2 separate regions of the Homo sapiens genome follow, and region 2 is linked to region 1. A link is a contact called in ENCODE Hi-C or POLR2A ChIA-PET data. All regions are on one chromosome and are shown on one strand. The core of a region is the stretch at or near the end of the contact, and the rest is flanking DNA. Distances in the headings are between cores, read along the strand shown. Region 1 overlaps ACACB (acetyl-CoA carboxylase beta). Region 2 overlaps ACACB (acetyl-CoA carboxylase beta).

Region 1 (2,536 bases), core at 10-2,509:
AGCCACCCAGAACTAGTGATGCCGGAGCAGGGACGCGCCGGGACACTACCCAGGGACGCGCCAGAATGACTCCCTGGGTAGTGTTCAGGCAGAAGGTACAAGGAAAAGTGACCTTTACTGGAAGCCTGCTAAGTGCCAGGCAAGTGCCATTCAATCTGCAAAGCCAGCCAAGGAGGTGTTTATGATGCCCATTTTACAGATATGGAAACTGATGTTTATTTCCAAAGGGGGAGTCTTCTCTTAGAAATACTGTTAAATCATATTACATAGAGTGGTTCATATACACGTTCCTAAAACGTACTGCATAAATCAAACATTTTGTGAACAGTTTGTTTTATTAAAGGCACTTAGAAAACCCTCAGGGAACACTCTGTGAAATGAAGAATCTGCTCATCAGCCCTTTTAATTTTCCCGAATGTCTGGATACGTGCGTGGCATGAGCTTTGTCACCATGGTGGCGGCCGCAGAGCCAGGACTGTGCTATCTCTCTTGCTTGGCAGTTCACAGCTTGGGCACCCAAGTCAGCCAGGCCTGGACTAGAATCCCAGGAACTGCCCCCACCAATACCTCTGTGATCTTCAGAAGTGGCTCCCCTCCTTGAGCCTCAGTTTCCCCAAGTGTAAAATGAGGAATAATGACAGTTTCACCTCTTAGGGCTCTTACGAGGATTGAATGAGATGCAGATCCTGCCATGCAGCAGGTCAATATGCAGTAGCTACTATTATTGATGTATTTTCATTGCTATTATTGTTGTTATTTTCCGGGTTTGAATCCTGGCTTTGTGTGACCTCCAGTGAGTTTCTTAGCCTGCCTGGGCCCAGCTTTTTTATAAAATGGGGATCACATTTGTGCCCATCTCATATATTTGCTGGGAAGGTTAAAAAATAAAGATCAGTAAAATGCTTAGAACAGCACCTGCCACATGGTTATGGCTTTGCAAGTGTTGGCTTAACACCTTTCAATTATTGCTGGGGTCAATATTTAATATTTAATCATTGATTGACAATAATTGTTATTATCAATCAATTCTTGGCTGTGTGCAGTGGCTCATGCCTGCAATCCCAGCACTTTCAGAGGCCAAAGCAGGTGGATCACCTGAGCTCAGGTATTTGACCAGCTTGAGCAGCATGACGAAACCCTGTCACTACCAAAAATACAAAAAATTAAGCCAGGCATGTTGGTGCGTGCCTGTAATCCCAACTACTTGGAAGGCTGAGGTGGGAGGATCACTTGAGCCTGGGAGGCGGAGTTTGCAGTGAGACAAGATCACGCCACTACACTCCAGCCCGGGTGACAGACTGAGACTTGTCTCAAAAAAAAAATAAAGAAATCAAGGAAACTGATTTACACAACAGTTTATAGAACAGTTATGTAAATAGTACAGAGAGTTTCCATATTCTCTGTACCCAGTTTCTCTGTCATTAACCTTCTTACTCATTCCTGGGGAGATGTGCATTTTTTGAAGTTTTTTTTTTTTTTTTTTGAGACGGAGTCTTTCTCTGTCGCTCAGGCTGGAGTGCAGTGGCGCCATCTCAGCTCACTGCAAGCTCCGCCTCCTGGGTTCACGCCATCCTCCTGCCTTCACGCCATCCTCCTGCCTCAGCCTCCTGCATAGCTGGGACTACAGGCGCCTGCCACCATGCCCGGCTAATTTTTTGTATTTTTAGTAGAGACGGGGTTTCACCATGTTAGCCAGGATGGTCTTGATCTCCTGACCTCGTGATCCGCCCGCCTCAGCCTCCCAAAGTGCTGGGATTACAGGCGTGAACCACCACGCCCAGCCTGAAGTTTTTTTCTTTGAATACTTCAGGGGATTTGGCTGAAATCCACAGACTGATTCCCTTAGAAATTTGCAGACAGTGGTCAAGGGGAGAGGTAGGCCTGTTTGTTCAGACATGGGACAAAGCCAGAAGAGTGGGAGTTTGAGGGTTCAGGATTCCCCACGGCCGGCTCTGCAGTCACCTCCATCTCAGCGTAGCTGCTCCCAGCCTCAACGTGGCCCCCATCCTCCACTGTGTACTGTGTCAGCTTCCCAGCCGAGGGGGATCTCAGGACTGTAGGATCGTTCTCCTTCTCAAACACACACGTCTTATTGCCGATGGTAATTCGGTAACTGGGAGAGAGGAGGAGTCGGGTAGGGAGACTGATGAGGACTACCAACTCAGCAAGCCCTAGTCCGGCTTTCAATACCATTTCCCCTTCCTAAAGGGGGAGTGTACCCTCTACATTCCCAAAGGGTGGCAGTTGATAGTTATCTCAGAGACACTGAGAGTGAGGTGGGTGAACAAAAAGGCTGTGATGCTTTCTTATTTTATTTTTTTTTTTGAGACGGAGTCTCGCTCTGTTGCCCAGGCTGGAGTGCAGTGGCGCGATCTCGGCTCACTGCAAGCTCCGCCTCCCGGGTTCACGCCATTCTCCTGCCTCAGCCTCCCGCATAGCTGGGACTACAGGCGCCCACCACCACATCCAGCTAATTTTTTTTTGTATTTTTAGTAAAGATGGGGTTTCACCATGTTAGCCAGGATGGTCTCGATCT
Region 2 (2,536 bases), core at 18-2,517, 48 kb before region 1:
CCCAGCAGTTTGGGAGGACGAGGCGGGCAGATTACTTGAGGTCAGGAGTTTGAGACCAGCCTGGCCAATATGGCGAAACCCCATCTCTACTAAAAATACAAAAGTTAGCTGGGCGTGGTGGTGCACGCCTGTAATCCCAGCTACTTGGGAAGCTGAGGCAGAAGAATCGCTTGAACCTGGGAAGTGGAGGTTGCAGTGAGCCAAGATTACACCACTGCACTCCAGCCTGGGTGACAGAGCGGGATTCTGTCTCAAATAAATAAATAAATCATCACACTGCTCCCATCTGTGAAAGGAAAATAAAAACTAGGACCACGATTCACAATGCCAAAAGGAACAATTTAAGCTGAAGCTGAGTTGTGCAAGCTGCCTTTCCTTTTGTTTCTTTAGTAAGCAGATAGATACAGATAAAAGCTGAAATATCTCCACAGGTAGTTCCTCTATGTCCACCTTATCTTATAGAAAGTGCTGACTTACTGAGCGCAGGAAGAATACATAACTGACTTCCCCTGCCTGCGCCTTTTCTCCTGCAACATGTGATTACCAGAACTTCCCTCTTTCCCCTCCAGCCTGCTTTTCTCCTTTAAATACTGAAGCCCTCCAAATCATCTTTGAAGAAAGGTACACGCCACAGACGGTTTCTATGATTCCGTGTTCTTTGCTTCTGGATGTGTCCCTAACCTTGGCAAAATAAACTTCTCAATTGATTGAGACCTGTCTCAGATACTTTTTGGTTTATACAACCAAAGATATCTGCCTGTTCAGGGGCTGTCTCAGTGAAATATCACCCTCGGCCCATATTCCTCCAACGGTCTACAGAGAGATGGGGGTACACAGAGGAAACCCATTCACAATCAATCAATCAAAAATTCCAGGGCCACATAATGAGAAACACTGTCCCGCCAGCCTCTGTTAGAGATTCACAATGCACTTTAGCATGTGTGATGGTTAATATTAAGTGTCAACTTTAGGATGCAAAGTACTGTTTCTGGGTGTGTCTTTGAGGGTGTTGCTAGAGGAGATTAACATTTGAGTCAGTGGACTGGGAGAGGAAGACCCATCCTCAATGTGGGTGCGCACCATCCAGTCATCCAGCTGCCAGCGCGGCTAGAAAAAGCAGGTGAAAGAAGGTGGAGTAAGCTGCCTTGCTGAGTCTTCTGGCTTTCATCTTTCTCACATGCTGGAAGCTTCCTGCCCTCAAACATCAGACTCCAGGTTCTTCGGCCTTTGGACTCTTGGACTCACGCCAGTGGTTTGCCAGGGGCCCTCAGGCCTTTGGCCACTGAAGGCTGCACTATTGGCTTCCCTACTTTTGAGGCTTTTAGACTCAGACCGAGCCACTACTGGCTTCCTTGCTCCTCAGCTTGCAGACAGCCTATCATGGGACTTCACCTTATGATCATGTGAGTCAATTCTCCTTAATAAAGTCCCTTTCATATATACATATATCCTACTAGTCCTGTCCCTCTGGAGAACGCTGACTAATACAGCATGCTACAGGTACTAAGAAGGTCTGCAATAAAGATGTTTATGAGATCTCATTTAACCCAGTGTTTCCCAAACTCATCTGACTATGGAATTTCCCCCCAGCTTGTCACTAACATTGCAAAAAACCCAGTCTAGGAAATCCTGAGTCAGTTAATCCCACTGAGAAAAACATAACTTGTCCTGGAAAAGATAGTAGCCTTTGAATGCTCTCGAAGAACAGACCTCTCTCTGCCCCACCCATACCTTCCCAGTTTGCCAAGTCACCGCTGCATCAGTTTGGTCACAAAATGTGAGCCTGCGGCTCCTAGGAGATTCACGAGAATCCAATCTCATTCTCCCTACATGACGTGCTATTTTTTGTGAAAGGAGTCACTCATTTTAGAATGACAAGGATGGACTCACCTTGGAGAGTTTAACAAATGTTTAAGGCATCAGTGCCCCCAACAGGCATTGGTTCCCATCATACAAACACCACCACCCCACTGGAAAATATCGCCACAAGCCCCGAGGAAAGAAGACAGCTGAAATTAACCATGAGCAAAATTAAGGAGCTACCTGATAAGTTATTTACCTGGACTCTCCTCCTTCCTCGATGTGTTTACAGTGGACGGAGTTCAGGGAGCTGATTCTGGTGTAGTCTTGGGGAGTCAGGTACAGGTATTTAAATCCCTTAAAAAATACTTTAGTGAGGCTACGAATCCAGTTCCCTGCACTGAAAGCCACTGTTTTTTTTTTCTTAATGTGAACATCGTAGGGATGGATGTTAATAACATGTTAGTAACATGTCAATGACACATTAACACATCTCATGTAAATACCGTATTAATAACAGCCATAAACTGAAGTTCTGCTTTGAGCTAAGCTCTCCTCTAAGGACTATCTCATTTTTATTTCTTATTGCCAGCACCCCAACATGAAATTTTAATTTTCAAGATACACTGTTTAACCACTATTTACATACTCTGTATATGTATATATGTTAAAAACTATTTTATTGCCACCCCAAAAATTATTTTTCTGTCTTCTTGGGGGTAGTGGGCAATATCGC

The links. Hi-C counts contacts between places; a loop is a spot of excess contacts on that map. ChIA-PET counts read pairs that join two places held with the same protein, here RNA polymerase II (POLR2A). Pooled maps may share reads with other maps.
Region 2: a loop to region 1 is called in a map of HepG2, with 3 times the contacts of the local background. The contact joins two enhancer-like sites. A Hi-C loop is called at or near these places in 8 of 168 maps with a recorded cell type or tissue (HepG2, Right ventricle myocardium inferior, esophagus muscularis mucosa and 3 more) and 3 of 50 pooled maps. POLR2A ChIA-PET finds 5 or more read pairs at or near these places in 2 of 52 experiments (HepG2 and naive thymus-derived CD4-positive, alpha-beta T cell).

Annotation. Positions count from the first base shown.
Region 1 is chr12:109,198,979-109,201,514 of GRCh38, reverse strand. It overlaps ACACB (acetyl-CoA carboxylase beta), which reads right to left. Exons shown (of 53, transcript NM_001093.4): 18 at 1,963-2,113. Among named protein-coding and RNA genes, the nearest start is that of ACACB, 84 kb to the right of the region's middle. Within about 2 kb of position 1,259, at least 4 of the 41 ENCODE cell types and tissues checked have a DNase peak (open chromatin) inside an H3K27ac peak, as active enhancers do.
Region 2 is chr12:109,247,227-109,249,762 of GRCh38, reverse strand. ACACB (acetyl-CoA carboxylase beta) reads right to left here. Exons shown (of 53, transcript NM_001093.4): 40 at 2,060-2,157. Among named protein-coding and RNA genes, the nearest start is that of FOXN4, 61 kb to the left of the region's middle. Within about 2 kb of position 1,267, at least 2 of the 41 ENCODE cell types and tissues checked have a DNase peak (open chromatin) inside an H3K27ac peak, as active enhancers do.